Regions from separate parts of the Mus musculus genome. Here regions 1, 3 and 4 are each linked to region 2. Evidence: chromatin loops called from intact Hi-C (ENCODE). Cell type or tissue: left cerebral cortex. All regions are shown on one strand. Region 1 overlaps Sik2 (salt inducible kinase 2). Region 2 holds the start of Sik2 (salt inducible kinase 2). Region 3 holds the start of LOC115487294 (a small nucleolar RNA gene). Region 4 overlaps Sik2 (salt inducible kinase 2).

Region 1 (8,000 bases), 110 kb before region 2:
AAAGTGCAAATAGTTTCTACCACTCTTCTTCAACTGCAGTCCCCCAGAGGCAGACTGGCCCCCACTAGGCTGCCCCCTCCTGCTGCTTTCTTCTTCTTCTTTTTACCCACGAGAACTGAGGATGCTTTGCCACTTGAATTTCCGTGACTTAGCAATCCTGTCGGGTAGGCATCGGTTATCTGCACTTGGTAATGTAACACTACTCCATCCACCAGGGTGTTGTTTGTATTTCTATTTTTAAAGCTACCCTTACTCACCCATTTTGGTTATGAAAAATGGTAGCACTCTACCATCAAAGCATATTACCATTTTGTAATCCTCAAAGTGTCTAATAAGCCTTCCTACTTGACAGGACTTAATGGTAAAGAAATTCAATGGGCATAGTGACACACTCCTTTAACCCCAGCACTTGGAGGCAGAGGCAGGTGCATCTCTGAGTTTGAGGCCAGCCTGCTCTACAGAGTGAGTTCCAGGACAGCCAGGGCTACACAGTGAGACTGTGTTTAAAAAAATTAAAAAAAATTTTAAGAAAAAAAGATGTTCTAGTGCCTTTCCTTTAGGGTAAAGGTTGAGTTCATAATTTCTAGTCAGTCTCTTGGGTTGACTGTGTTGACTAAGTAGTGGGCCCTTTTGGCCCTTTGGCAATCAAGGAGGAGGTATGTCCTTCAAATATATACTTATAGAGAAAAGTACTAGATTGCATAACTTTGAATAAGCAAACGTCTTTGATGTAAGCCCAAGCTTTTGCAACTTACTGGACATTAAGACGGCCAATCTGTGGTGTCTATGTTTCCCTGTGCAGTGCAGTCCCCCAGAGAGCTACAGGTATCATTTAAGGGCACTTAGAGCCAGGCAGCTGTCAAATGGAGGCTGCAGCTGTGGGGGCAGGGCTCCAACACAAGCCAAAAGCCAAAAGCCAGGCAAGGAAGGTGTGTATCCCTGCCATCCCCACTTCTGAGCTCTGTGACCTCAGCTAAGTCGTGCATCCTTAAGAGCTTTGCTTCCCTCAGAAAAATGGGCAGAATCTCTCTAGCTAATCCTGCAGAGCCAATGTGGGGGATCTAAGCAAGCACTCAGAAGTGCCTGGTACATTGCTGAGAACACGGACGGCAGGCTGAGTAAACATGACTTGTAAGACCCATCCGTGGTTAAGCTGTCTGTCAATCAATGCAGCCAGCCACATGCCCAAATCTGCTCACATAGTATATGGACATATGATGTGTGGTGCAACTAGGAATGCTGGGAGTCTTCTAGAATCAGCTAGGTTGTTGTAACTGGGTGAAAATGGCTCAACAAATCAGTGAGAAGGTGTTCGGAGAGGAGATTTTAGGGCCCAAAGGACCTTTTAAGGCTCAATATCTCATTTCACATGCCACTGAAGTGGTGCAAAAAGCCATGAAATCTCTCACTTCTCTGAGCCCCCAAGCCAGGGAAGACATGTGTGTGTTCTGAAGTGTGTTTTTGTCCAGTGTTGAAACAGGTTGACTCTGCTCTTGTCTCCCACAAATCATTCTGAAGGTAAGTTCTATAAAAAGTTTCCAGAAGCAACAAAGTGATGAAGATCCTGCCTGGGCAGCGACTCCAACTTACTACCTGTTCTCCAGTTTCTACCTTTGATGTCTAGGCACAGAGAGACGGAGCGGCTCCAGTGGCTTCCGAGGAGGCAGTAGAGGCAGCCCAGCTTAGGGGCACAAACACAGCAAAGGTCAGCCCAGCACAGGGACTCTGTAAGACCCACTGTGATCGCTGGCATCAAGTGACACTCCATATTGTCTGTCTCTAAGTGACACTTCATACTGTCTGTCTCTAAGGAGAAGGGGTGTAAAAAAGTTGCCTGGACTATGAATTTTCTGTAAACTAACAGGGAACTTAACTCACTGTTGGTATGAGTGTAATCCAGACCAGAGAAAGTCCGATCCTGATATATTTAAGAAGCAGGCTTGATTAGAGACTGGAGAACCTGCAGAGGAAGGAGAGCCCACTGGATCCCATGTCCTGAGCTGCTGGCACACCTGGGGCCCTTGATCATCTGGCCTAGAAGCTGCTACTTTTAGCTCCTTCAGTTTCTGGTTCATCCCCAGCTGAGAACAGCCTTTCCCCAGTCCCTTAGGTATAATGGCTCCTGGGGTATAGGTAGAGAGGTCTGTGATGAATGCTTGCTGAGTACTCTATTTAACAGAGCTCTCGGGAGGGCAGAGGGTGCTACTCCACAGGGTGCACTGTACGGGGGGGGGGGGGGGGGGCAGGAACTCAGTTATAAAAGTTAGGGAGGGCACATGAGAGGGAGAGGCTGAAGTCCTCCCTCCCTGACACCAGGAACACATCTCTAAGATAGAGAGGCCTTGGCTTCCGCTTTCCTAGGATGCAAAGCACCAGGAAGGGCTTTGTTCAGACCAGCTCTCATACCTCACGTCACTCCCAAAGGCTTCTCCTGGGTCCTCACTATCCCACTGGGTAGATTTAGAGGGCTATGGACATAAAGAACTGCCCCCACCCCCGACCTTTGTTCCCAAGGTGGCAGTTCAGGCAGCCATGCTGGGGCAAGTTGAGGGCTGGTGCTGGTCACGCAGCTCCCTGGAATAGAGGAGTGGGACCCGTATCGGTTGTCTTCTGTTGCATTAACATCCTCTATTTGCCTTACAGGGACCAGCATGTCAGTTGCATATAAATACTAGAGACACACTTGCCCAACTGGAAATTGCAGAAGCAATGCATTTCCCCCAAAGCAGAGAGTAATACCCCTGGATAACAAGACCATAAACAAAAAAATAAAAGAGTACCACACATATTGCACTTTTTGCCGAATGGAAATTTTACCTCATGTTTGGATCACCAGTCTCTTTGGAGAGGCTAGTTTACAGTAACAAAGCTAAGGGTTACTATACAGTAGTGTACACACTGCTGATGTGAACCGACAGGCAGACACGTCAGTATTACAAAGCTGCCTCTCCACGAGAGAGCCTAAGCCTTCTTAGTGTTACTTTAGTACTTGTGAGGAGAAAAGGCTTGGAAGCTTCCATGAGTCACTAGGTGGGGGCAGACACAGAAGCAATCAGATGAGTGGAGGGCCCATTGCTCTCACCAGCTTCCACCTCAGGACATAAAGGTAGCCGTGGAACTAGGGATGTCTACTTGAAAGGAAGGAAGGAGGAAATGGGAGCTTACGACAGGTTCCGGCAGGATGGTTCTCGGTCTTCACAAGGCGACTGTCCTCACCTCCTCTCTGTGTCAGTGCCTAACAGGCTTGGCCGCTGATGAGCGTTCCCAGCTTCTCTCTGCAGCCTTTAAACTTCTGACAGCCTCTCCGCAGCCCCTCATCTGTTGCCTAACTGTCCTGCCATAGCTGCTAGGTCTCCCGGGCTAAGCAGCTCACAACCCTGTTGGGGGACAGGGGTTTATGCCAATCTGCTGTGGTCTGATCCTGCAGTCCTGAAATGAGCAGCCCCCATTTTCAATCTGGAAGGCATTTTCATTTTGTCAATATTACAGCACTTGTGCAGTAAATGCTGGGACAACATTCTCCTTCAGTCTAAAGAAATCAAGCCCCACTTTATAACTTGGCTTATTTTGCAAAGCTTTAAACATATCAGAGATCTTAATGAAATGATCTCTCCAATGAAATTATCAATCTTAAGTACGAGGAGGAATAGAATGAATAAAAGAAACACAAATTATCCTTACTGGATTTTTAGTTATTAAATCACAAAATGACAGTCCCTCCTGCTATCTACTCCTGCTGTAACCCACAGCCCAATTCCAAGCAGAGCGCATTTCCAAAGCAGCCTGGCACCAGTGGGGAGCCCAACAACTACAGTCTCTGGCCAGCCTCAAGGACTGCTTGAGTCACCAACACTGGCAGGGGCTGAGCTGGGCTGGGCTGCGGGCCAGGATGGCTCTCCGGAGACTTCCCATGCCTAGTCTTCCCTTGCCTGCCTGGACACTTACTACAGAGAGGAAAGGCAACTTATAGGTGTTTCTAGAGGCAGCATCTGTGGAGTAGCTCTCTTCTTGTGCTTTAAGGAAGACGCTTTGTGCTTAGTGCATTCATCTGCTGATTGGACAAGCCACTCTAAAGAATAGAAATTATAATTTTATAAACAATACTGAGCCTGTAACACCTGGATGTCACTGTGCAAACAACAGATTACTAGTTACTTTTAGATATCTGTTGACTAGGTACAGCATCTATTTTTCAATTAAAGGGTTAAGCTTTTCTCATAAATGGCTAACACATCTGAGATTCTTTGATATTGCTATAATACATGAACATTTCATACAAATCAAAAGTTTAAGGAATGGAGAATTCAGATCCCACATGGTGGAAACAGATTCAAGAACCTTTGGGTTTAGCAGGACATAACTGGAAAGCTTGGTTCCTAGAGAAAGGAGTGTGATGAGCTGGGGAAGGCACACACTACACAGGGCATGTGAAAGTTCCTTTGTTGTGCGTCTTTAAAATGTCTAAGCCCTGTATGAAACTGCCTGCCCAACGTGCAAAGCTCCATAAGCTCAGGACAGCACGGTGGGGAGCAGGAGTCACCAAAGGAATCACTCCAGCACAGCACACTCCAGGGGCTTCCTGGAGGCTGTGCAGGAAGAGCCTGGCTTCCCAGCACAGGGCCCAAGTTCCTGAGGCTCCCTGGTTTCTGCCTCAGCCTCCACTGGGATGAGGCTCCTGTTGTTACAGGTGAGGGCTCTGGAACCCTGCGCATCCTAACACTCGGCCATCCAGGGGCACTGTTGAGAAGGTGTTATTGCGTGCTCCCAGACAGGGTTCTGGGATCAGTACCAGCTGCTACTCAAGTGTCCTGGAAACACAACTTAGGCTCTGCTGCTTTGTGATGGTCTTGAGGACACCCTGCATCAACATCTTGATATGCCTTGAAGTACTTTGCTGTTGCCTAGCCTGGCTTTAGGGAAATGTATCCCCTTTCCCTCCCACTATGTGATATATACAACACACAATTTGCCTTGCTTTCACCAAGGTAAATGAATCTTTGGTGTAAAACCTAGGTCTATGCTGTCACTTTATACAAACATTTGTTGGTTCCTCCTTTGAGAGCTTGCTCCATGTTACCTTAGGGCATACACTCCCGCTTCCAACTACATTCTAGCCCTTGGCACAGAAAATTCTGTGGTAGGACAGAGCCAGGAGGAACATCTACCCTAGTCAAACCCTGATTCCAGTTGGGAAACCCGATTTTTCCCCATTAGGGAAAAGGGGAAAAGTAAGCTTTAAATTTAAATGGATGGAATAAAAATACAAATCCACAGTCTGCCTTCACTAGAGCCACCTCACTTCCTGATTGAGATTAATTCACCAGGACATACCCATTGTGTTGTGGATCCACAGCTTCTACCATTTCACAATCAAAGAGTCCAGGGAGCTCAGAGAGGGCCAGTGGGTCATAGCTAGATGCGGTGTCCTGAAGTCCTGAGCTCCTGGGACAGTCCGCCCCTGTGAGGTTGCTCTGCTGGGCTCCATCCACAGGATAGTGACAGGAAGCAGGATAGTTTGGTACAGAAGAAGTGGTGCTTGGCAGCTCACAAGTCTGATAGGAGAACTGTAAGGAGGTTGGAGCAGCTCCTGGCTGCTGTGGTGGAGGGGGTGGTGGTGGGGGTGGTGGCTGCTGATGTTGCTGCAATTGTGAGGGTAAGGGAGGTGGAGCCTGGGGGCCGGGAGTAGAGGGCAGTGGCTGCAACTGCATCTCTGGGTATTGGCTGAGGAAAGAGCTAAATTGCATCTGCTCAGAAGAGGGCTCGAGGACAGGACTCAGGGCCTGGGTCAGGCTGAATGATGGGGGCTGCTGGGATGTCAGTGGAGTCTCCTGGTGGGGAAGAGCCAGCTGCTGACTTGGTCCAGGGTAGGAGCTCTCTGCTATCTGCATCTGATTAAAATATGCTTGCAGCTGAGACTGCTTCTGGAGGAAGAGTCGCTTCTGTTGGAGCCTAAATTGGCAACACCAAAAGATTATATCTCAAGTGAGTGTAATATAAATGCAATACCAGGCATGAACTCCAGTTTCCTATTTTTTTTTTTTTTTAAGTTTTGAGAATCTTACATATAGTTCAGGCTGGCCTTAAATTTGTATCCCCCTGTCTTAGTCACAGGAGACTAAGGGATCCCAGGCATGCACCATCACACCTGACACCCCCACCCACTATTTCTCTCTCTTCCATGCAAGGGGAAAGTCAGAGGAAGAATTCACCACTGTGGGTTTTGCTCCTATCTGACTGACCCCTCTGATCTAAGTGAGCGCCTATACATTTTCTCTAATTACTACGAAGACTGCTCAGAAACAGAGACCATCTTGGCAGGGTGATGATTAGGGTGGTTTCCCGTTGGCCGAGCAGCTGACATAAACAGCACCACGGGGAACGCCCAATCACTGCTTTAGGCCACTGCTTCTGAAAGCTTAGGGCTGAGCGTAGCCCAGAGAAATACAAGGAAATGGCAGAGCGCATTAGGGGCTGCTGCCACCTGGCCAGCTTATACTCCAGGCTTCTCAACAGTCTCATTAACACCAGGCCTGAACAGACAATGACCATGTAACCAGTGCATGGTCCTAGAAGAAGCATTCTTCAGGCTGCCATGAAAACAACTGACTTTACTGGCCAAAGGCTTCCTTACCTATGCTCCTGTAGCTGCTGTTCCAGGCTCCGAGGTGGCTCTTTACAATACACTGGACAAGGACTCTGGGCCTTTGGCAGAAGATTGGGCTTCTGGAAGGTCAGAAGAGCAATAAGAGCTTAAGCATATGCTGTTACCTAGGATGCAGATGAGGTGATAGCATCACCCTTTGGCTGCCTGTCTTGGTAGTGTATCTAGACGTGGCCTCCAGAATCCCAGGTGAAAGCATGGACACTTGCCCACTAGAACCCTGGACGAGTGGCGTTAGGTCAGCAGGTCTGGGCATCTAGCTCTTGCCTACTTGTTTTCCACTTATGAAATTCTTCCAGGACTGGGACGCTCATGGAGAACAATGAGAAAAGCAGACTTCATTCTTGACGGGAAGGCCCAGTGCCTGTTAAGTGATTCATTCTGAATGGGACCTATGTCAGTCATGTCATTTTTTTGGATCTTTATATACCAGAGTAGACAGCCTTGCTAAAATTCTGTAGATTACAGATTTATCTTATTATTCTATAAAATTAGAGGTAGGCCAGGTCTCTTTCCCAGCATGTGATGGCATTATCCTTTCCTTCTGTCAACATAGGAAATAAGGCTAAGTTTGAGCATGTTTCTAGCCACTAGTGTAGGATTAAATTACCTGCCTATAAGGAATAAAACAGCTACCTTACATAACGGAAAACAGGCTTCCATGATAAAGGGAGCCAGACTAAGAAAGCTAAGTCCTACCTGGAGTCGATGCTGTAGGTACTGGGTTTCCAAGCTTTGCTGTGGTGAGAGCTGAGGGTGCATGCTGGCAGACAGGCTGGAGACACTTTCCTGCTGCTGGGAGATTTCCTCCTAAGGATCAAGGGAGTGGACATTTCAATTGCTCTGTGAGAAAGTTTCAATCCATAGTTTAAGCGCCTTTGCAAATGACTGGGTGGAACCCAGACCCCACATGACCTAGCACAGAAGCTTTGCCCTAACTGGGAGGTTGACGATTGCTTTTCAGAGAATCTACAGTATTATCTGCCCTCAACCATTACCTCATCAGTATTACAATTAGAACAAGAGCTCCTGCCTGCTGTGCTAGAAGGTGCTTACCTACCCGTGGGCCCAGGATACTACAGGATGCACTCAATATTGCCTCAAGAAATAGCAACATTTATTCTATTTTTAATGTGACTAATCCTCATATTTAATAGTGATTTCACATCTACAGTAGTGATGAGAAGCTTCTAATTGGGTAGTGTTCATCTCTCTCTGTGTGTGTGTGTGTGTGTGTGTGTGTGTGTGTGTGTGTGTAGTCAAGGGAGACTCAGAGTCATCCATATGTAATCTGCCTGCTTTGTGAGCCCAAACTAGATTGAGCCTGTAAGCCTCTATC
Region 2 (8,000 bases):
TCTTTTAACTATCAAAACTGGATATAATAACTGGATATTTCTATTCTTTGAAAAATAGAATTTAATATGAATTTTAAATGAAAAAAAAACTTTTACAGAAATCACTTAAAAAATACAGATGTAGGAGGGCAAGTAAAAGTTCTATTAAAAAGGAAAGGGAGCTATCATAAGGAATTCTGTGATCCATTTGATGCCAAGGAAGTGAAACTTTAATCAGCAGTGACTATAAATCAAATGTCATCATGTGAATCCAAGGAGGCCAGTTTCATGATTTCCAAATAAATGTTTTCTTAATTGCCTGGTGCCAAGATAGAATTCCTTAGAGGACTTAAAATGAGAACACACTAAACTCTGTTAAAGGTAAAAATTTCTGCAGATCAGAAAAATTTACACAACTCTAGGCCAGCTTAGTGGGTAAAAGCACTTGTACTGGCCTGGTGACCTGAGTTCAAATCCCAGGACCCATATAAAGGCTGACAGAGAGAACTAAATCTACAAAATTGTTCTTTTGTTTCCACATATGTGCCACAGTGCTATAGCATGCACATGCCCTTCCCCACCCCTCTCTCTCTCTCTCTCTCTCTCTCTCTCTCTCTCTCACACACACACACACACACACACACATAAATCGAACATTTACATAACTCTTACTGTGAATATTTGTTTTCCCTTCCCTGATAAAAGAGGTAATTTTAATAATATTTAGCAAAACAATTTAGCAATTCCTTGCCTGAAGACTAAGAAACCAGAGAACAGTCTAATAAAGCCTATACACACTATGACCAATCAAAGTCCTATTTCAACACACAAAAGATCACATCCAAGCCTATTTACACATGCTAGTGGTTAAGACATTTGGTAACAGGTCCTTCTATTGCACATAGTACAGCTATGTCTTAAAATCCAGAGTATTTTTGCAGCACAAGACTAATACCAAAGCTACTGAAAAGAGCTGCAAGATGTCAAAGCAAAATATAAACCAACTGTTTAAAAGCCCTCTTAAAGAAATACCATGCTCATGGCTTAACATGCCCTTCTTTTGTTTCTACTTTTACTATAAAAACATAATTCTAAACTTTGTTTTTGGGAAATGTTAAGAAATTCTACACGTTAAGGTGGTAGACTGAGGATCATGCTTGAACATCCAACTCCCAAAATACACACAGAAAACTTTCTGGTGAACAAAGACAATTTTCAGACAGCCTCTGACAGTTGCTCTGAGTCCATGTTCTCTTGGGGGTAAGCAAGTGAGTAAGCAGCCTAATTCCTACAGGCCACTTTAATAAGGTAACTTTTAGAACTTCTCCCAAGTTTCTGTACACTTGTCTTCATATGACTAATAGAGGTAAGCAACACAAAAAGTATGGTACTGAGTGAGGAAAAGCCCGTTATCTGTAGAGAGAGGGAGCTGAAAACACTGATGGCTATCTCTGGGTGCACTACTGAAGGTACAAGTAATTAGTTTCATTTATCCATATTTTAAGATTTTTCAATAGTAAACATAGATTAAATAGTAAAAACTCTTGATTGTAAAAAATTATACCTTCTCAGTAATTTCTCTAATAATTACCAGCAATTCCTTTTCCCCAAAACATTTAAAACCCAGTCTTAGATACACAATTATGTTCCCTATCAATTGTTGAAAACTGGAAATGATATAATAGTCAATAAGAGAATCATAAGTAAAATGGGCTATCTACAAAGTTGAATTCTAAACTGCTAAAATACTGTAAAAGTTATATATGATAAACAAAATGTAAAATGTGTGGGCACAGACATATATTCTATGTCTTGCCACTTATAGAAAACAAACACATTAAGAATACTAAAAGGCAATGTGACATGTTGAGAACAATGTATTCCCACAATGGAAGAACTATATACTGTGTGCTATGCTCTCCTTTATTCTTTACATTTGCTATACTAAACATTCTTTAATAGAAAACAGAGCACTTAGAAGTAGAAAGTAATTTTCCTAGAATTTTTCTTAGACAAAAAACAAAACAAAACAAAAAAAAAAACAAAAAACAAAAAAAAGAAAGAAAGAAACCACCTCCTGAACTAACTATATAGTTAACTAGAAGGGAAAAATTGCTTCCTAATATAGTATTAATAAAACACTACTCAAGGACATTCATAGAACAGAAAACTAGCAACTACCACTGCCCAAAATAGTTTAATAGTTTAAATGGTGTTATTCTTTTCCCATTGTGCTAATTTTACAAAATTAGCTCCTGTAATTCATAAGCCAGCTTACAAAGATTTCATAAAGTATTATATTAGGAAACTAGATTCTACCACCCCCTTCCCTTCCCTTTTGTGTGCAAAATTTACACAGAGATGAAGCACATGAATACTGCTTCAGATGACGTAATTACATTTCTTGGTGTTAAGCCATTTGATAGATTAAACCAAAGTTAATGCCTTTTTTGTATACTAATTTTTTTCCTAAAAGGGAAACAGACTTCTCCCAAGTGCTACAAAAAGATATCTTATTTTTTTGTAAGTGATACAGAAGATAAAGAGCCATTAAAAATAAAAGTATCTGTCACATAGATGTTTAAACTAAGTCCTAAGATTTGTCTCAGGGGCTGTCAAGATAGCCAGCGAGTAAAGACACTTGCTGCAGACCCTGATGACCTGAGTTCGAACCCTAGCACCCACACAGTCGAAAAAGAGAACCAGATCCTGCAAGTTGTTCTTTGACCAACACACACACACACACACACACACACACACTCACGGAGGCATGTGTACACACAAATATAATTAAAAATGACTCTATTTTAAAATTGCCTCAGGATCAAACTTGATGAAAAAAGAGATGGCCACGTTCTAAAACACAAGCCCATAATGCTAAAATAAAGTACACAAGGAACTTCCATGGCACTAAATATAATCATAGTTTTCTAATAGTTTTCTTTTTCTTTTTGGTTTTTTGAGATAGGTTTCTCTTTATAGCTCTCGCTGTCCTGGAACTCACTTTGTAGACCAGGCCTGCCTCTGCCTCCCAAGTACTGGGATTAAAGGCGTGCGCCACCACCGAACGGCATTTAATAGTTTTCTTTATACTATTATTAACTGTTCTCATTTTAATTACTGCGGAATGTTAAACAATGAGAATCTAAAATAATGCAAAACAGTTGAAAATTTCACTATTTTATTTACAGTTTGCACGACTGTTCTATTTATCAAAGATACAGATATTTAGTAAATAAAAAAGTTTTTCCTAAAGAAAAAAACTCACTGAAACATTATTGGAAACTGAGTCCATGATTTTACTAAGCAAGTCTTCATGTAACTTTCTTATAAAACTTCAGAAAACCATTTTGCAAACTAAAACACCTACAAAGACTTTTAAGTATAGCAACTACTAGACCATTTCTATGCCTTAGTATCAACAATCACAAAATTACCACAAAATGCTCAGCCTTATGTTCTGTCAAAACAGAAAAGCACAAGTGAGGTGGAATCTATCACCTAAACGTTTAGCTTTTAACATAAAATAATTTTATACATATATACTACACACACCCCCTTTAGCAACTGCAAGAGCTTTCGTGAGCTGACAGGTGTCTTCAATCACAAATATAACTGATCTGACAGTCATAGGCAATGTTACTCCACAGTGCCCCCTAGCTCGCTTCCTAAGAAATATCAGCTTGAAAGGGACACCATCAGAATTGTCACCCTGAAGAGAATGTATAAATTGCCATCAGCGCCACTGAAGCAGCTCTGAGATACAACTTTAACTAAACTCTATCTGACAACAACTGACCACTAACTATTGCTAATAAGAAAAATCGTGTGGATGGATTTGTTATCCAACCACACAACAATGTAACCAAAAAGTTCAGACTCTCTCTGTAATGTGCTATTTTTGGCAGTCATTGAAAAGGACTCATAAATACACCCATTTAAGATACTTCCTTTTAATTTAACGTCGAGGTAAAGGTATGACATTTGGCCATAACTCTTTATAAAAACGAAACACTTTAATCATTACAAAAATGCTGGGGTCAAATTCAGCTATGCAAAAGTTTGGTAATGTCAATATACTTATCATTATAGCAATCTAGATTCATAACACTGGTAAATTTGTGAAAGGAAAAATTTTGACCTTGGTACTGATGCCCTAAAGAAGAAAGATTTAAGTGGTGTGTCAGGGATTTGTGAGGCAAAACAAAAAGTGAAGACATGTTAGACATGTCCTCCTTCTTTATGGAAATGGACATGAAGCAAAACTTTTAAGTACAACTGCTAAGAAAACAGTAAGGCTTTTAAATGCCCTTTACCTTACATAAGCGTAAGTCATCCTGGGCAGGGGGTGGGGGTGGAGGTCCTATAGTCAAAGATTAGAACGTTCTTAAGAACATAGTAGGAAAAAAACCCGAAAAGGATGAAAACTGGGGAGAGAAACTGAAAATCGGTGAAACTCAAGTGGCAATCACAAGGCAGAATAGAGTACGTCAAAACCACTAGGTTGTAGACTAAGAAATGGTTTTGTTTCGATCGTTTTTTTTCCAAGGTATTTAATTTGCACGTCTTAAAATAGAGACCCCGAGGAGAGCAGCTTGAGGCAATGGAAGGAAGAGGGTGGGCTAGGTAAGAACGCAGACTTGGGGAGAAAATATGTACAGTGCACGGAGGGAGGATGCTGGAGAGTCAATGTCAGGACGCTGTCGAGAGCTGAGTACAGTCCATCTGATGTGGCTTAAGGAATGCGTGCTCGCAGCCAGCATGCACACCTGGTAAAGGGACAACCCCAGAGAACGGTGCAGAGCTGAGATGACCATTTTTAACCAGCTCTATTGTCTGGTGTATTTGCTATACCTCCTGCAAGTGATCAAGCCAGCCAAAGAACCGTTTCAGAGACCCTGCGGGCCCAGAGAAGATGGACAGCGGCCCGTCCGCACCAGTCCGGTCCGCGTCACCCCCTCCTCGCCGGGCAGAAGAGGAGGGCTTGGTCCGGGCCGCGCTCCGCGTCCGCCGAGCCTGGGAGCTGCTGGTCCCCTTTCTCCGGCCGGCGACGTTGGTCCCCGCGCGGCCCCGGAGCACAGAGACTTCCCCTCCCACCCCACCCCCAGCCGAAAGCCGGGAAGACGCGGAACTTGTGCTCAGGAGCCGAGGCCACAGACCAGGTTCCCGGGTGGGAGAGTCGGGACGGAAGCCTGTGTGGCTTCCCGGGGACACCCCACACACACTCGACCTGCACCCCGCGGTCCCCGCAGTGCCAGGCCCGCCGTCCCCCGCCCGGGGCGCAACCGCGCCACGCTCCCGCCGAACCCCGGGGCCGCACCTCCGTCTTGGTGATCCGGTGCCGCCCCAGCTTCACCACGGCAAAGTTGCCCTTGCCCAGCGTGCCCTCGATGTCGTAGAACCCCACCCGGACTGGCCCGCGCTGCAAGTGCCTCGGGCCATCCGCCATGACCATGCTTGGCCCCCGCTGCAGGACACGGCGACGGGAACGCGAACGAACTGGCCGGCAAGAAGCGGCACGGAGCGGGCAGGAGGGCGTCGGGCGGCGCGCCTGGGCTCTGGGCGACGGCCGCGGCTCTCGCTCCGGCGCTGCTTCCCTCCCGCCCCACAGGGCCCAGCCAGGCGCGCGCCGGCGCTGACGTGAGCCGACGTCAGGGGGCCGGGGCAGGGGGCGGGGGCGGGCCTCCACCGGTCACCATGGCTACCGCAGCCGCGCCGACGTCGGGGGCGGGAGGGAGGGGCGGTGCGCGGGTCGGGCGGGCACGAGGCTTCCGGCCGCGGCGAGGCCTGAGAAGGCTGAGGAGGGCGTCGCGGCCGGGGGCGGGGTCGCCGTCCGCCCCGCCCCGCTCCTCCTGCCTTCCAGCAGAAGCGCAAGAGCGAGCCCTGGTGGGCCGTGCGGAGGATGCACTGGGCCAGTCTCCTGGAGGGTCGCCTGGCGGGCGCTCTCCGCCGGGGCAGCCCTTCCCGCCAAAACCTCTTCTTCAGCGGACTGCAGCGCTAAATTTGGAGCCCGAGGAGCACCGTGGCTGAGCAATGCATTGCTCACAGCCTCTTTTCTTTGTGTTCATTTTAGCTCCCTTGTCAGTACTAAATAAGTCTCTCCACTTTTTGACGTCTAAATTCCTACTCACAGCAGTCGGTCACTTGCAGAAAAAAAAAAAAAATGTCAGCGCTAAAGAGACCCCAGAGATGATTAAGCCCGGAATTTGGAATTGCTAATGGGCTTCGGAGTCTGGAACCTCTGAAATGTAGGTTGAGCATGTTAGTTGAGCATGTCTCTGTGGAGAGGTGACCCGGTATTATCCTAAAACGCTTTGGGAACTTGTAAACGGTTAAAAAGTATCTAATCCGATTTGTTTCCAGATGACGCAGCAGGCTGCCAGAATGAAGGGAGTTGCCAACGTCACACAGGTAATGCTAGAGTTCTAATTATAACCCATCACACCAGTCTTCCATATGGTGACCTAAGTAAACACAACATTTTAATATCTTGAAATATATTATGTGTGTCCAGACCTTGGTTCCTGGGTACCCATTGTCCATTAAAAGAAACGCAACTCGTTTGGGAGTAATGACAGCGGGGGCAAGTATAAGATGCTCTTGAAAGATCTAATATGAGTAAACCAGGGGATTCCTTGTATACAACAGGAAGAATATGTCAGAAGCCAGCTTGAAGGGGCCCACCAGTGCCAAATCTGAGCCAATCTAAGTATCAAAAACCAACAATTTTGGAAATACACTATAACACACATTACTTTTTATTTTGTGTAAGAAGTCAGAGGACAGGATGTGGGAGTTGGTTCTCACCTTCCACTCTGTGAGTCCTAGGGGTGGTTGCTGTAGGTAACTTTAGCCAATGAGCCATCTCTTAGGCCCTAGTGTTTTATTGTTTTGGGACTGTTGTTTTTTTTTTTGTTTTTGAAACATCATCTCACTATGTAGCCCTAGATAGCCTGTAACTTGCCATGTAGACTAGGCAGTCTCTTGAGTGCTGAGATTAAAGGCAGGTGTCACCATTCCCAGCCTACATTAAAATCTTAGAAGGAGCTCATACTTCATTTTGTCACTTTACTTTTTTTTTTAGACAGGTTCTCAGAAATATTGTATATGTGATAAGCCCCCTTAAATGTCTATGCCCTCCCCATCTCATTCAGGAAACTCAAACTCAGAACGGTACCCATGCTAGGCAAGTATTGTATCACTGAGCTATGTTCCCAGTCAGGATAAATGAGAAGAGGATGCATGTAAAAATTATGAAATCACCATTTTGTGGCTGTTATAGTAATAACTGGCTCAGACAAGAATTAACAATAGTTGTTAAAGTCATTGGGTAAAGTTTGGTTGGGGAATAGGGTATTTAAACAGTCTCAAAATATCTTTGGAATAAAAAAATCATTGGGAAGGATTAACAAAAGATAACAAATTATAGTGAAGAAATCTGACAGTCAATTTCCTGATAGAATGATCCTAGTTAGCAATTGGAATAAAATAACACACAGGGCCCTCTGATCTGAAGTACCCAGGACATATCTCTGAAGTGATATTACTTTAAAAGTACATATTCTGAATCTGTCACGAAGAAACAAAGCAGAAAAATGTAAACTGCACACATCTATCCCCTAATTACCCAGCATGCTTAAAGTTGCCATTGTCGTGAAAGAAAGACTGCAGAAGAATTTTAGATTTAAGGTCTTAAGAGACTTGCCACTAATGCAGCACATGGTCCTGGAAAAACATGGCACCAAGGAATACTGTCAGGGCAATAGTTGAAAATAGAATTGGATGCATATCAGATATAAGTATTCTTTCAATGTTGAACCCCTTAAAGATTTCTTTTACTTTTAGCTAAGTGTATGTGTGGGTATTTACATGCAGGTGTGCGTGCAGATGCCCATAGTGTCCCCCAAAGGGCATTAGCTCTCTATAGCTGGAGTTACAGGTGGTGTTAAGGCATCTGATGTGGGTGCTGGGAACTGAACTCAGGTCCTCTGCAGGAACAGTACTCCTTTTAAATCTGAGCC
Region 3 (8,000 bases), 210 kb before region 2:
AGATTTAGTGCCTTCTGTTGGCCTCCACAGGCACCAGGCTTGCGCATGTGAACAGCCTTACATGTAGGTAAAGCGCTCATGCACATGAAATAATAAGAAGAAATCTGAGAGCATGAGTTGCAAGATATAGAGAGCAGGTCCAACCCAAAGGATGGCTGAGAAGTTACTCGTTTGAAGTTCTGCACATTTTGGCTGAAAGATGGTCAGGAGCCCTGGCCAGTGTGGATGATGGAGTGACGTGCGCACACACACACACACACACACACACACACACACACACACACACGCACGCAGCGTGCTTCACACAGGATAATTTTGTTGAGAAAGAACAAGGCATTCAGGAAATACAGAGCAGTGTAGACTGGAACTGCAGAGTCATGGACAGGCCATGCCTATGGGAGTCAGAGGTCAGAAAGTCCTGAGTTCTGCCTCTGGTAGGGTTTCAAGTTCTCAGATGGTGCTCTCTGGCCCCTTGCCCCGTGCTCCTCATGCAGAGATCACTGAGTTGTCCCAGACCTGCGCTTTGCACCTTAGGTCAGGATCCTGTAGTCTGTGGATGTTTGCCATCATCCCTCCTGTTACCCAAGGGAAGGTCTCAGAGGGCCAGGAGAGCGAGTGCCTTTGTTATAGTGCCCACCATTTGTTGTTCGTAAGCTGACGTGATGCCTCCTAGGGGTCTGATGGCGCCCGCTTAGAGTTGACTGGCAGGCAGTGCTGTCCTGCAGCCTCTGCTCTTGCTTACCCTGGCTTCTTGGTGCTAGTGTGACATTTGTAAGAAGATCTATTATTTAGGTCCCACTGTCGTATAAAATTATAGGCCTTTGCAAAACAGGTTTCCCATCATTCAGTCTATGGATTAATAAACATGATTCCTTCTTTTAGCCTCTTTGAAGACTCCCTTAGCTCATTTGAGTGGAAGGAACAGAGGCACTTTGCCTACACAGGGAGACCCTGCTGCCAGCCTGCTACAGAGTCCTCTTGTGTCCCCTCCCCCCAAATGCTCAGCTTGCCAACCTGAGGTGCATTTTCTTGCACTGTCAACTTGGACCTAGCCTTGTGAGCATCAGCATGGTAAAGCCTGAGATGAAAGCTGCCACTCTTAGGGCATGCAAGCCATTGAATATGGGGGACACCCGCTAGCCGAATTAAAAGTCACCTTTTTATTTTATTTTTTGTTCCTTTTTTCCTTTTTTTTGTTTTTTTTTTGTCTTTTGTTATTTTATTTATTTATTTATTTATTTATTTATTTTGGGTTTTTTGTTTTGTTTTGTTTTGGTCAGTTGACCTTTCTTCAGTTTTGGCTTATTCCCCAGTGCTTGCTCCATCCTTCAGGGAAGTAAGCCTATTAGGAAATGTGCACAGACTAGCTGAGAGCTTGATAAATGAACACACGAAGATCACATAGAAGGTATGGTATAGTAAGCGATGGTAGCGACAGTTGCTCAAAATGGGGGTGCTTGCCAAGACAGCACCTGTATGAGCAAGCACCAGAGAGAAGGCAGCTTCCCTCCTCCGATGCTTAGCATCGTCATGGCTGCACAGAGAAGGAAGGCCCCCATCTTCTCTGGCTGGTCTCTTTTCTCCACAGGCCTAGATTTCTAGACTTTTGTTAAGAAATATAATGAGTCAAAGGTTGCCCTGTCTTCTTATTGCGGGAGAGAGTGGATAGTCACCTCTCAGAAAGCTGGGTCCTAAAGGATTTAGTTTAGAAAAAATGCTCCTACTAATTGAAACCCAGAGAAGACATTTCTCCAGAGGGTTTATTTAACTTAGAGACATGGGGAAGACAAGATTAAAGATGTCCTGAATGACCTGCTGGAGACAGACTTCCATTCCTACCGTTTAGCTGTCTGTGAGCAGGAGTGAACTTTCCCCAGAGGTGGCCCACAATTGAAGCGGGCCCTTCCTCAGTGAGCCCTCCCATTCCTCCAAGTGTTGCTGGCATTATGATTTTAGTCTCTGACCTTATTTTTGCTGTGCAAGCCACAAAGCGTTAGGTTTTTGAGTGTTCTCTGCCTCCTGATTACCTTTTTAAGCAATGCTGATTGCAGGGAATTGCTGTGGCGCAAGACGGATGTCACAACACACACTGATTAAAGCCCACACGTGTCATTCACTGCCTGATTGAAGCAATCATACAGGGGGAAAAGCAGAGAGGAAAACAGCTCATGTGCAGGGAGGGAGCTAGTTCTTACCACTTAGGCTTAAGGATTTTGAATTACAGAATAAAAACTAGTGAGAATGAGATTTGTTTCAGCCATTTTGCTTCTTTCTGTGTCCTTTGAGTTCTGAGCAGGACCTGGGTCTCTGATCTAATCTGTAGCCAAGGTTGGGGGAGTGGAGCTGGCGAGGCTGGAAAGATGGCTCAGTGGCTAAGAGTGTCTGCTGCCCTCATAGAGGCAACTAAGTTTGGTTTCCTGGTACCAAGTCAGGCAGGTTATAACTACGTGTACCTTCAGTTCTAGGGTGGGCAATCTCAACCTTCCTAATGCTCTGACCCTTTAATACATGTTGTGTATTATGCATGTGGTATAAAATTATTTTCCTTGCTACTTCATAACTGGAATTTTTGCTAATATTATGAATTGTAATGTTAGTCTCTGAAATGCAGGATACCTGTTATGACCCCCATGAAAGCATCATTCGGCTCCCAGGTTGAGAACCACTGCTCCAGGCATCTGATGCCTTCTTTGGCTTTTATAAGCACCTGCACATACATACACATAAAATACACACACACACACACACACACACACACACACAAAATTAAGCTGTTGATTTTTATTAAATATATATGTAATTATGGTGTGTGTATCTGGTTCTACGAAGACTAAACCCAGGGCTTCATGAATGCTAGGCAAATACCCTACCACTCAACTTATCCCTAACCCTGGCCATGAGTTATTCCCTCTTACGAAATACATGGTATCTTATATGTGTATAAAATAGTAATTGAACTTCTCAAGGGGTTACATAGCTCCAAGTAAGTTTATCTATTGGCTTTGATCATTTGGCCTACATATTGAATGCAGAACTTGAAGCCCCAGTTAAAATTCCAATGATTTTTTTTTTTTTTTGTTTCCTATAGCTCTGTGCTCTTAAGCTACCACTATTAGAGAACGTGTTTGTCCCATGTGGGTGTGGCGTTTGGGAGTAGGCACTGCAAATAGCCATTTGAGTTTGTAGGTGCCATCGTAACAGAATACTTGAGACGAGGTAATGAAGAGCATAGACTCACTTCTCCTTCTGGAGGCTGGGAGTCCAGTATGAAAGCTCTCGTATGTTCAAGCCTGCTGGTGCACTGGCACCGCATCACTGTATCCTTTAGAGGACAATTGTGCATCCTCTATGGTAGAGGAGATGATGGGAATAAAGTGAAATAGTCCAAGCCCAATGGTACACATCTATAGCGTCTTCACCAGTCTGCCCTTCCGTCTTCTGCTCTTGTGCTTCCTGTGCACAGCGGAGCACCAGGGAGAGCACAGGCTTATGGGTTTCCATTTAGTTGAGTGTTGGCTTGTCAGTGTTGCTTGAGCAGGAGAGTAAGGAAGTTACATGTGCTGTGACAGTGCTGAAGGCATCACTAATGATTTCCCATCCGTTTCCCTCAGGTACAGAACCATGGTATTTCTATTTAATCAATGGATTTCTGAACTTCAATGTTGCCTTTGCTTTGGCTCTTCTGGTTTTGCCACTGACTTTCCTTATGGAGTACCTGCTGCAGAGGTTCCATGGTGAGCGAGCCGCGTAAGATACGCTTGGTTTGTGGGAGGAGGAAGCAAGCAGCAGGTTGTGTGGAAATCTGCTTCTTTTAGTTTCCATTTTCTCTCTGTGGGAATGGCTGAGTGTCTGAGATTGCAGTCTGCATTTATAGATTATATAAACCCATGTTAAAGTTTGGTTAATTGTTTGAATTAAATAAGACAGAGAACATTGTAGCCCCTTAGGCAGTGGGTCTCAACCTGTGGGTCACTACTCCTTTGGGGATTACATATCAAATGTCCTGCATATCAGATATTTACACTGTGATTTATAATAGTAGCAAAATTAGTTATATAAAGTAGCAATGAAAATAGTTTTATGGTTGAGGGGTCTTCAGAACATGGAGAACTGTGTTAAAGGGCCGCAGCATTAGGAAGGCCGAGGACCCGTCTTAAGGGAGGGAGCTCAGTGTGGTTATGCTGTCACTGCAGAAGCAGGAGAGCAGCCTGACCTGGGTCTCCAGCCACGGAGCTGGGTGTCCGGTGCCTGCCCTGTGGAAGACACATCTGAGCACAAGTTCCTGAGAGGCTGGGAAGATGGACTGTCAGCATCTCAGCTGGATCTGACACCCGCTGATTGATCTTCCCTTCTCACCCGTTCAGCTGCTCTTGCTAATGGTTTAGAAAGCACTTGCTGTCTAGACAGTGAGGGGAATCTTCACTCATTTAAAAAGATTTAGACCATGATTTGTGGGGGTGGGGAGAAGGGAGGGAGAGGGAGGGAGGGGCAGGTAGCACACGTGTGGAGTCAGAGGACAGCTTTTGGAAGGCAGGATACATCTCATCACCCACTGAGCCATCTCACTGGTCCAAGGTCAGGAGGGTTTACTTCCAAAGAGTAACCAGTCTGGGGAGCTGATAAATCAGACCCTGAGGGGACTCTTGCCTGTCAAGCTATAGGCATAATGAACAGTAGGGGGTGCTGTGTGTCTGCCTTTGGTCTGCAGTCCATGTGCACCTCTCACTGTCAAGATGGTCTTGGATTCACCATCTCCCTCCCTCCCTCCCTCCTGATTCTTTAAGTACATGTTGGTTCCAGTTTTGTGATTTGGAGTAGATGCATATTATAGAGAAAGAGCGAAAACATAAAAAGGAAACTTCCTATTAGAGTATTTTTGTTTCCTGGGGAACAGTGTCACTGAGCTTGGTGACACTCCTGGAATCCTAGCACTCCAGGGAATAGGGTTTGGAAGCCAGTTGGACAGCAAAAGAAAACGGAGTAGACTGGGCTGGGGCCTGACAGAGGGTTCAGAATTGACACCCCCCCCCTCCATGCCTAGTTTAACAAACCTGCTGGTGTGTGCATGAAAGGATTATGCAAAACTTGGATTGGCTAGTTTGAGGAGGCCTTAGTGCTAGTGCGGGACACATTGCAGACATGTTCACCCAGCTAGACTCTACTAAGCTCTCTTACCCACTAACTCTACTTTCCCATGTGTTTTAACCAAATCTTGTATGTTATACCTCCCTCTCTAGATCTCTTGGAAGATCTAGGAGTGTGTTCCTCTCTGTTTGGTGTCAACAGACTGTCAGGATGAGGGTTGATGCCTAAGCTGAGATATTTTATGGGATGCCCTAGGGCATAGTATCACATTTAAATGAAAAAGAATTAAAATGATATATATATTTTTTTCTCATGTGATGCCGGAAATATTTTTCTGTCTTGCAGTTCAGAATTTAGGACACCCGTATTGGCTGACCTTGGCGCCAATGTATATTTGGTTTATAATTTTCTTCATCCAGCCTCATAAAGAAGAGCGCTTTCTCTTCCCAGTCTATCCGCTCATATGCCTCTGTGGTGCTGTTGCTCTTTCTGCACTTCAGGTGAGTGTCAGGGAGATGCTTGTCTGCCCCATTCTGTTTGACTTATTATATTATTGCTTGTAAGGCTTTAAGGGCAGGTGAATGTGAGTTACAAGCCAGCCTTAGCTCCAGGACAGCTAGGGCTATTCAATGAGACCCTGTGTCAGTCAACAGAGGCGACAACAAAAGCACGTAAAGACAAGTTACAGAGTGCAGCTCTATCCGTACCAAAGCCTGTAGAGAGCGGACTCTGAAAGCTCTGTGTAGTCATAAGGGGGCATTCCGCTCTGTTTGCTGGTTTGGTTTATGATATTCACTTGTCTCCTGTCAGTGGGATGCATTTACTAATACTTGAATATTTTATCACATGGGCCTAGTACATATGATGGCACTAGGGCAGACTACACAGAATGTCAGAGTCAGACAGGACAGGGACTTTGGGATTATATCGGACAGTTAGCAGTATGGGACACTTTCTAATCCTAATTTAACGCTGGGTCAGGTCAGTTCTCTGGAGGGTATAATTACACTTGTTAGATTCTCTCTGTTTATGATCTCAGCAGTTTGGAGCTCTTTCTTGCTACGATTTTCAGTTGTCACTTAGAAAAAAAATAGGAGGATAGGTTTTTGTTTTTAACAGATTTAATGAGAACTCAAAGTGTGAGTTCAGCTTTTCCAAGTATATATCTTTTTTAAAGCTTATTGATTCTTTTTGAGTTTTACATCCTGCATCTCAGGCCTGTTTATCTCCTTGTCCCCTCATATCTGCCCTTTGCTCCTGCAACACACCTCCAAATTAAACACACACACACAGCATAGAAAATGTCTCATTGTGGAAGCTGTAGTGGGTCACAGTGTCCCACAGTATATCCCTCTGTCCACACATCTTCACTTGTAAATGTTCATTGCAGTGGGTCTATGTTCTGGTTTGAGATCTCTGGCCTCAATATTGGATCCCCACCAGGACTCCTCCTGGTTATCCTGTTGTTGCCCTGTGTCCTGGAGGTCATGCAGCTTTGGATCATCAGGACTGGCCTTCGCACGCATCCCAACCATTCATAGCTGATGTAGATTTTGGGGTGGATCTGGGCCTGGGTGGTATCTGAGCTGGTCAGCCTCTGGCTCTCCCTTATCTGCACCTGCAGGATGAGCTCTCCAGCACGGCTTTGGCCAGGCCACCCAATGCTGCCATACACAGCGGGGTGAGGGAGAAGAGCCTCACCCCCACATCCATGCCACCAGGGCCAGCGCCACTGAGCTGCCTGCTCTCCGAGTGCTGCTGCCAGTGAGCAATGAGAGATGGAGCCAGCTCTCTAGAGAGCTACATCCAGTGAGGGGTGGGGCCAGAGAGCTGCATCCAGTGAGCACAGCCCTTAGATATCCACGTGTTATCCAGTGGCTGCCCAACCAGGGACATATGTTCACAAGTGTGACATGACTCACAGACATTGTCACCAACCCCAGATTCTGCATAGCCATGGCACATGGCCCTCAGCAGCAGCTCAACTTGGGACCTCACCATGGCCCTGGGAGGCAGGGCTGGCCACTCACAACAGGCTACTCCTCTCCACCCTCAAGTCTCCAGTTCCATCTCTTCACACTGCTCAAGCTTCTCCTCGTCTCTTTCTCTCCCATCTGACCACCACACACTCACACATTGTGGTGGCTCCTGCTGCAGGCTGGCCACATGGCCAGCGGGCCCCTGGGTGACATCTTCATTTTGTGTTGCATGGCGAGTGGCAGGCAGGTGTCTCTGTCCATCTGCGCCATGTGCAAGACTGCAGGTTTGTCTTCCCCCTCCCTCGCTGTGCTGCGTGGTGGAAGGCAGGGCTCTGTGTGTCTATGGCCTCCTGTGCTGTGGGGCTGAGGGCAGGTCTGTGAGTGTCTTTCCTTGCCCTTGGTGTGGCTGAGCACAGATTTCTGTCATCTTCCTCCCTCACTGTGCTGCCTGGATTTGATTTGATTTGATTTTTATGTGTCCTAGGCATAAAACAGCTTTGGTCACTAAGCCAGGCATCAAGTTAGGATGCACAAAGGACCGCCATCTGCTCTGTCCTGACTGATATAAGAACACCGCCACCAACAAGGTGTCTCTACCCAGTACCAGGGGGGTCCAAGTGTGTATCTTAGTGGCTTTATTTGCAGATGTATCACCCTCCAGTTTAGAAGATTTTTTTATCATCTCAAAAGCTCTGTGCCCTTTACCTGTTGCTCCCCACCCCTTTGTCTTGGTATTTGTATGTCCTCAGTCCACTATTGCTAATCTCCTTTGCATATAAATGTGTCTGCTCTGTGCATCCCATGTGATTGAAATCCTCAAATACATGTTCTTTTATGACTTGCCTTCTTCACGGGGCATACTGTTGTAAGGTTTGGGTATGTTAGGCTGCTATTATAGAGTAAACGTATATATAATTTTTCTTTTGAGATGAGGTC
Region 4 (8,000 bases), 95 kb before region 2:
TTATAAACTCTGGGCCTACTGCTTGTATCTCTTAAGTGATGGAGTATCAGACATGAGCCACCACATTTTGGCTTTCTGTGGGTGGTTCATTCCATTGTTCTGTCTCCTTTGTCAATGCTTTAAGTGAACAAGGACAGGCAACTCTCCTTCTAGCCATAGCCTTAGAAACTGGCAGAATAACTTTTCAGATGTGCTTTGAACATAATAGACACTGTGACAATCTGGGGGACAATCATCATACCAGACTCCCATAGGAAGAAGCAGAGCCTCCATTTTCCCTGCTATAGTTATGGCAGAAGATACAGGATGCTGACTGTTAAATTCACACAAAAAAGGGACAAAACCACATGAAATTGTAATTTTTTTTTCCAGGCATGGGCTTAATTTGTAGATCTATTACTTACTATTTCCATGATGACTTTAATCAGGTAATTTAACTTTCTCTGAATCTTTTCTTAATTCATAAAAATGGGTGTAATACCCACTTCATAGTGAAGTTAAGGTTGAAAGGTAATACGTGAAACCCTCAGCTTAGCATCATAAACTCTCTTCCTCCCAGTCTTAAAATGACCCCAAGGACAAAACAACTGGACAAGAAGACGAATGCAGTTTTGGAGTCAGCCAGTCTCTCATGGCTTCCAGTTGGAATTTTAAGTTGATTTTTGCTGTTGTTTGTTTTTGTTTTTGAGACAGGACTTCTCCATGCAGCTGTGGAACTCACTGTGTAGTCCAGGCTAGCCTGGAACTTATAGAGAGCCAATAGCTTCTACCTTCTAATTGTTGGGATTAAAGACATACACCATCATGTTTAGCTAAATTGATAATTCTTGAGGAGACATGTTCTTTCTATACATCTCAAAATTTTGAGTATACTTAAAACATAGGATACATTGTGATACTAATAAAACAGCAGCAAGCCATCTGTGGCTAGTGGATGGGAAACACCACAAAAAGTGCTGTGTACTCTCTGAGCACAATGAAGGATCAGCTTCTTGCTCATCTTTTTTCTTTGGGGTTATGTTGTATATCTTGGGCATCTCTCTGGTTACCACACAACAATTTCATTTCCTAATAAATGTACATTTAGTACATTCCTACCCTATCACCAGCTTTCAATTAAAGCGTAAAACAAAATGGTTGATTTCTAGTTCCTTAATTTCTTAACCTGTTCCTTCTGTCTGAGAGCAGGGACGCCTTACTTGAAGATACTGCACTGGAAATGAGATGCCGTATCTGATCACAAGGCTGCTCTAGCTCCATCCTGTTTCCCTAATTCTTTATGCTGGACCGAGCTGTATCAGATTAAGTACATCACACTTTCCTTGACAACTTTTCCTTCCTTTCCTTTCTTTTTTTCCTCTCCCCCTTTCCCTTTTTCCCTTTCCCTTTCCTTCCTTTCTGTCTTTTTTTGGAGGCAAAGTCTTATTTTGGAGTTTTAGCTGGTACTGATACCTTAATCCTCCTGTCTCAGGCTCTACAGTGCTAGGATTCTAGGCACACTGTCACACCTGGTCTCTTCCACAAATTTTACATTTGACTTGGACTGCAGAAAGTGACCATGAACTTAGATTGAGGAATAATAGTTTGGTGTGGCTTCCTAGGAAACAGAATGGTGTGTTTTACAAGTCTGTGTGAGCTGTCTTTCAGAAGCTGGGGTATGGCATGGTTGAGTATTTAACCTACAAAGCCCTGGATTCGATCCTCAGCACTGGGCGAAAACTGTCCTTTTTAATCAGGGAGGATATCACGCACAAAGGTATTCTCAAATTATAAAGGTGGTGAGAGAATGTTATGTTACTATGTTGTCCCTCCTGGCCACTGAGTTACAGGCCCTTGTTACATGGCAGGCTGGTATTCAAGAGAGATGTAAGACACACAGGGTTTCCCCACAATCCATGTGCTGAGAGGGCACAACAGAAGGTAGCCATCTATTAGCTTAGAAGAGAGCTTTTGGTAGAAATTTACTGCAGGCACCAGATCATGTGCCTTGAGCCTTCAGAACCTCAAGGAAGTAAATGCTCATCTGGCATTTTGCTATGGCAACCCAAACAACTTAAAAGTAAGCTTTGTCCTATGATTGTGGAGCAACCGCTAATCAGCAATTAAAGAAAAGAGACGACCATTTCATTTTCACCTGCTTAAAGCTGACACAAACTTGAAGTAGGAGGGTTGTTAAAAACTAGTATTTAGGGTCGATGAGAAAAATGTAAGAGTTTTCTTTTCCTAAATCGTTGTCTGATATTTCTGGTACGATATACAGTGAATGAGAGTACTGACCACCTACCTACAGTGAGCAGCTCACTGTTGTCTACAAAAGAAGGGTCCTCCATCATTAAACTAATGACTCCCTATGAGCACGGGGTGGCTCTTGGGTATTTCAGGGGCCTCAGTGGCTGTGACACTGCCTTGCAGATGGGAGCTGTGCTTTGTTGAATGCAACTATCCCCATAGGTTGACTAGTTTTATCTTGGTAGCAATCTTTTTTTGGGGGGTGGGGGGAGATTTATTTTTATATGAGTACATTGTAGCTGTCTTCAGACACACCAGAAGAGGGCATTGGGATGGTGATGAGCCACCATGTGGTTGCTGGGAATTGAACTTAGGACCTCTGGAAGAGCAGTCAGTGCTCTTAACCGCTGAGCCATCTCTCCAGCCCTTGGTAGCAATCTTATTAAGGAGGCACCATTTTCCTTTTATATTTAGGAACACAGGATCTCAGACATCCTTACCTGAGTAAAGTCATTCATCTCTACATGGAACTTAAGGTCTGCGTGATTCTATAGTGTGTGTGGTCTCTGTATTAGATCATGCTGTTTTCTCAGTTTTGTTTATTGCAATGTCAGGGAACAAGTGATCTACACTCTCTTTAAACAAACAAACAAAAATCAGAGAATTAAAACAAAGATGCTCTATTAAAACTGTTACATCCAAATAAACAGAGAAATTAGCTTTTTAACAAGGCACACTAAAACACAGAGGGCAGGGAACAACTCTTCAGCTGTGGGACCTCCTTGTTAGAGGGCCCAGAAGGCACTTTCAACAAGTTAGTAGGTAAGCTGGGCAGCCTTCTATTAGAATTGGACACATTTGAAATTACAGAATGCAGTTTGATGCTGACCTGGCCAATGTGTACAATGAAAAGATTGTGTGGTGTGCTTAGCAGTAACAAAGTCAGTAAGCAAAAGAAGCCATGTATACTATTTACCTGTACCTCAAGTCAAATCAAATACACGCTGAGCTATCTGAGGGATGTGCTTACCACGAAGATCAGAAAGGATGTCTTGTCCAGTAACACACGCACATGCTGGGGAACAACTGCTGATGAAAGAAAGCCCTTACCACTCTCACTTGTGAATGAGTAAGCTTATCTGAGAAAGTCTGTAACTGCATTGGGCATCCTGCTTCCTATCCCTCTGTCTAGACATACTTGTACATAGGAAGCACATCACTATAGATCACTACTATCAACACAGCTCAGGAGTTCTTTTGTCCCTTTTCAATCTTGCTTAAAAGCAGTGCTATTCAATTTTGAAGATTCTTGAGTGCTTAGAAATACTCTGATCCACATATCTGGAGCTACACTGATATAGTATTCCCTCACATTTGCATTACCACATTATTTTTAAGATATTAATATATATATATATATATATATATATAGTTCGCCCGTTAGAAATCAAGAATGTTCATCCCCCTCCCTTCTCGTGTTCGGTAGAAACCAATGCAAAGCTCCTTATGTGCCTGTCCATCAGAATCCCACTGAACTATGAGAATCCTTCTGAACTCACAGAAGCAGAAGCATCCTAACTGGGAGAAGCACTCCTTTCCCAGTCTCTACACAGAGCGAGACCTCTCAGATCACATCCTCTCCTGGCACTGAGCCATGACCCCACTCTGCCCCCACTGAGGCCTTTGAGGACACTGAGAAGACGGTCATCTCTAACTCTGCTGTAGAACAGACACTCAACATTTGCTTTGTACTATTCTTGGGCTTCACAGATACCAACTCACCTTGTCACTGCACTTAGTGCCACGACCACTTTAAAAAGCGAGGCACAGAATCTGGGGTTTGCTCTGGTGTTCCTGAAGTGCAGTTGCACCTCCAAATCAGAGCTAAGCCCACACGAGATCTGCCATTCTTGGCCTTCATCCCTGTTCCTCCCAGCACCACATTAAATCTTCAGCATTCTGCATCTCACTTGGTATGACAATCTTGTAAGCATTTCTCATACATTTCTGCTCTTCCAAGATAGAGCATGGTGGCACATGCCTTTAATCCCAGTACTTGGAAGGGACAGGCAAAAAAATGTCTGAGTTCAAGGCCAGTTTAGTCTATATAGCAAGTCCTAAACCAGCCAGTGAGATCCTGTCTCAAAACAAACAATAAACAACCTCCTGCCCCTGGTCTCTCCTAAGCAAACCATCCTTTCCATCTCCCAGACTACCTACCTCATTGTCTGCAGAAGCTCATGATCACGTCCTCACCTATAAGTCATCCTTGGCATTTAGAGCTTTTCACAATATGGCTTCCACTTACCACTCCAATTTTTATTTCTGTAGACTTCACTTCAAATGGGCTGAATTATTAGGAACAAGACCTACAATGGTCCATGTGAGCAGTTGTGTCCATCACTGGGTGTCTCCTCTCTAGTCACAATGTCTTCAGTACTTCCTGTCCCTGTCAAGGTCTCACATCTTCATGAAGGCCTGTTTTACATGTCATCTCTTCCATGCAGCTACCTATTCTCTGAGCCTCTCTCTCCCTTGCCCTCATCCTGCTTTGAAGGATGATTCTGGTTGTATCTTTGCTTCTGTGATACAGCTCTGAGAGCGACGATGGTGTCCCATGCATTCAAACTCTTACAGTGCCTAATAATAGCACTTGCATACAGTCAATATGTAAAAAATTCTGTAAATGAACTGAAAGTACAGGCTACTTCCATTAATTCTCAATATTAGCAAATGATTAAAAGACAAAATACCTCTTAAAAAGAAAAGAACTGAAAATAAAGCTAATCCTTAAAAGGAGGAGGATGCTAACAGTTTTCAGATCTAGTGAATGACAGTGGATGAAACTTTCTAGAAAAAACTGTAGAGGATGAGATCCTAACCGTTCGTACCAAATGATAAAAAAAATGTGTCCAACATAAAAAGGCACATACAAAATGAGACTAGTGGCTACATGGCTGTTGTTACCTTGGCAACTGTTTGTTCAGCAATGGTGCTAGGCCGACGCTGGCGGCCATCAAGTCTCTGCTCCACAGGAAAACTGCTCCTATGTGATTTTAGACGTTCCACCAACAAGAAATAAATGGCAGCAAAGTGATTATAGCTCTTGTTTTGCAAAGACTGAAAGAGAAAACAGGTGCTGAAGGTAGAAAACTGTGAAAACCAACAAAGGGGTCTATACCATTTTAAAGAGGGGGTACAATCATGTATCCTGATAATGAAATCACAAAACCTTTTCTTTCTGTCTCATGTCTTCTGAGAAGGGAAGCACAGGCTCTGCCATGATATTCAGCCCAAGGGCACTGGACCAAGTGTGCCCTCTGAGATCCACTCACAGAAATTTCCACAATAATTCTGGCTTAAGATTTTAGAGGTGTTATTTTCAGTCCCATAATTTTAGGCACCAAGGTACTTAAAAAATACAGTAGTGAAGTATACCTCTGAGCAAAAACCTTTCCAGAATTCAGAGACAGGAAGACATACACTTCAGGTCTCTAGATTCATCAAAGGTGACATCTTTAAATGAGTGTTTGGTTCTATTTCTTTATTTCTTATCAGGGATCCATTAATTTTTCTGCATTAAGAAAAATGTCCCAGCATTTGGGAGGCAGAGGCAAGATTTCTGAGTTAGAGGCCAGCCTGGTCTACAGAGTGAGTTCCAGGACAGCCAGGACTATACAGAGAAACCCTGTCGAGAGAGAGAGAGAGGGAGAGAGAGAGAGAGAGAATGAATAAATGTCATCACTGCTTCACACAGTGGCTGCCAGTGCTGTGATATGGCCCTATCTCACAGTGGTAACTAGGTGTAAAGTTGATCAACTCCCTGTGCTCAAACTTCTAACTTTATAGCTTGACTAAAGTTCAAATCATTGAAAGCTCTGGTGAATGAACAAAAGCCTTTGTGGACTTTCTGGTGATTATTTTGGGCTGGAGAATGACATCTGCAGCTAGATGGAGAGTCAGTGTGTCTGCATTCTTAGGTAATCTTTTCCTCTTGTTTTTGCAGCTCCACCCTTTGGAAGTCTTGAATATAAACTTGCTTCCCAGAATTTTCACATTATTAGTCTGCCAGCTTTCCCAGGATGCCAATGCCACAGAGAAACAACTTCTCATTTGGCTTCTAATTCTACCTGACAATCTACTGTGCTATATGGGGCAACATGGATCCACAAAACCCGCAGAGAAAACAAAAAACCCACAGGCCAGAGGAGCCCCACAAAAGCTGCCATCAGGATCTACTCCATGGGTAAGCATGGGAAAATGTCACTGAGTGCACAATGCACAAAGCAAGAAAGCAAGTTTGGTTTTGCTCATGGTTCCAAGAGGTGACAAGATACAGTGTCCTCAAGGCACTGTCCAATCTTGGTGGGGCTGTTGTGCAGGTACTACATCTGTTCTCTAAGCATGCTAACTACTAGGTAGAAAAAAAGCCAAAAGGAAATTTCCAGGTTTATAGAGTTCTTAGTTCTATAACCATTAATACTTACAAATCATAACCTACTTGCCTGCTTAACCTGGTTCTCCTCAACCCTACTGGCGGTTTTCAGTCTCATTCCTTCCTTTTGGCTCTTGGCTCAGCCCTTACTCTTGCTCCATATATGTAGTCCATATAAACTATTTTAATACCAATATGAAATCCTTGTTTCACTTTGGAAGAAACTTTCTACTCTGTATTTTTATGAGATAGAGTCTCATCATGTAACCCTGACTATCCTTGAACCCACAGAGATCTGTCTGTCTCTCAGTACTGGGATTAAAAGTGTGCCCCACTATGCCCAGCTTTTAAGCTTCAATCTTTGCCTTTTCCTAACCCTCCAAAATTCTTTTCTTGGGTGTTTTGGCAGACAGGGCAAAGGAAGGGTTTAGAGATTGAATGTCTAACTATAAACAGAGCCTGACATAGTCCTCAGGGAACCAGCCACTAGGGACGAATGTGCTAAAAGACAGGAACAGTGTGGTCATGGAGCTGCAAGCCCCAAATGCAGAAGAACATTTAAACCTCTGCAGACCTCTCCGTCACTTTACCTCAACAGTCTTCTGCTGATCAATCCCAAGGCTGTGCATCAGTCGAAGAACCTGCTCATTAAATTCTCCAATGGACGGCTCGTTTTCCTGTTCTTGTGGGTAGAGAATAGGCCTCTGTACAGGAACCTCTATGAGCATCCACTTGTGCTCCTTGATTTGAGCTATGCTTAGCCGTTTGGAAGGATCTAGGACCAACATCCTTCTAATGAGGTGTTCACAATCTATAGAAAATGCAATGTTAAAAAAGTCACATATATCAACTTCAAGCATACTAGCATGGCCCATGTGACTTGTACAACAATCTTTGTATCCTTCACTTGAAAGCAGAAAGACAAATGAGTAAATGAATATATAAATGATAGACTTGTCAAGTTCAGATGCTGAAGAAATATTTAAGAAACACAGGTAAGGGGGGCTGGCGAGATGGCTCAGCGGGTAACAGCACTGACTGCTCTTCTGAAGGTCCTGAGTTCAAATCCCAGCAACCACATGGTGGCTCACAACCACCCTTAATGAGATCTGATGCCCTCTTCTGGTGCGTTTGAAGTCAGCTACAGTGTACTTATGTATAATAATAAATAAATCTTTTTTTTAAAAAAAAATCACAGGTGAGAACAAGGTATCTGTATGCTAAAGGAATCTTTCTAGTGCATTTCTCAAACTATCTAGTCATAGACTTAGATTTCCACTAAGGAAAAAAAAATTAAGCTTCATTCTCAGAACAAGCACAATGAACTGATCCTCGG

What was found. Peaks named below come from ENCODE experiments on the same cell type or tissue, not always from the same donor. Only the 100,000 strongest peaks of a DNase experiment are listed, where the experiment ranks them.
Region 1: it touches region 2 in a loop (2.8-fold over the local background); 4 of 42 quality-filtered maps call a loop at or near these places.
Region 3: it touches region 2 in a loop (5-fold over the local background); 11 of 42 quality-filtered maps call a loop at or near these places.
Region 4: it touches region 2 in a loop (2.3-fold over the local background); 2 of 42 quality-filtered maps call a loop at or near these places.

The regions. Positions count from the first base shown.
Region 1 is chr9:50,890,013-50,898,012 of GRCm38, forward strand. Sik2 (salt inducible kinase 2) reads right to left here. Exons shown (of 16, transcript NM_178710.3): 13 at 7,361-7,471; 14 at 6,632-6,723; 15 at 5,332-5,949; 16 at 2,789-3,377. The coding sequence ends at 3,347. It also overlaps a transcript of Ppp2r1b not described here. Among named protein-coding and RNA genes, the nearest start is that of Gm25558, 6.1 kb to the left of the region's middle. In left cerebral cortex, a CTCF peak has its summit at 5,996; DNase peaks (open chromatin) are centred at 3,038, 3,863 and 5,779.
Region 2 is chr9:51,003,442-51,011,441 of GRCm38, forward strand. Sik2 (salt inducible kinase 2) reads right to left here and starts at 5,632. Exons shown (of 16, transcript NM_178710.3): 1 at 5,300-5,632. The coding sequence starts at 5,434. In left cerebral cortex, CTCF peaks have their summits at 3,636 and 5,893; DNase peaks (open chromatin) are centred at 3,649, 4,854, 5,706, 5,819 and 1 more place; H3K4me3 peaks cover 2,526 bases; H3K27ac peaks cover 1,705 bases.
Region 3 is chr9:50,796,508-50,804,507 of GRCm38, forward strand. Alg9 (asparagine-linked glycosylation 9 (alpha 1,2 mannosyltransferase)) reads left to right here. Exons shown (of 15, transcript NM_133981.2): 9 at 3,612-3,734; 10 at 5,431-5,585. LOC115487294 (a small nucleolar RNA gene) reads right to left here and starts at 7,675; the gene lies at 7,536-7,675. In left cerebral cortex, a CTCF peak has its summit at 4,671 (motif pointing right); DNase peaks (open chromatin) are centred at 2,072 and 4,681.
Region 4 is chr9:50,908,188-50,916,187 of GRCm38, forward strand. Sik2 (salt inducible kinase 2) reads right to left here. Exons shown (of 16, transcript NM_178710.3): 7 at 7,255-7,475; 8 at 5,197-5,349. Among named protein-coding and RNA genes, the nearest start is that of Gm25558, 24 kb to the left of the region's middle. In left cerebral cortex, no CTCF peak of the experiment used is centred here; a DNase peak (open chromatin) is centred at 4,115.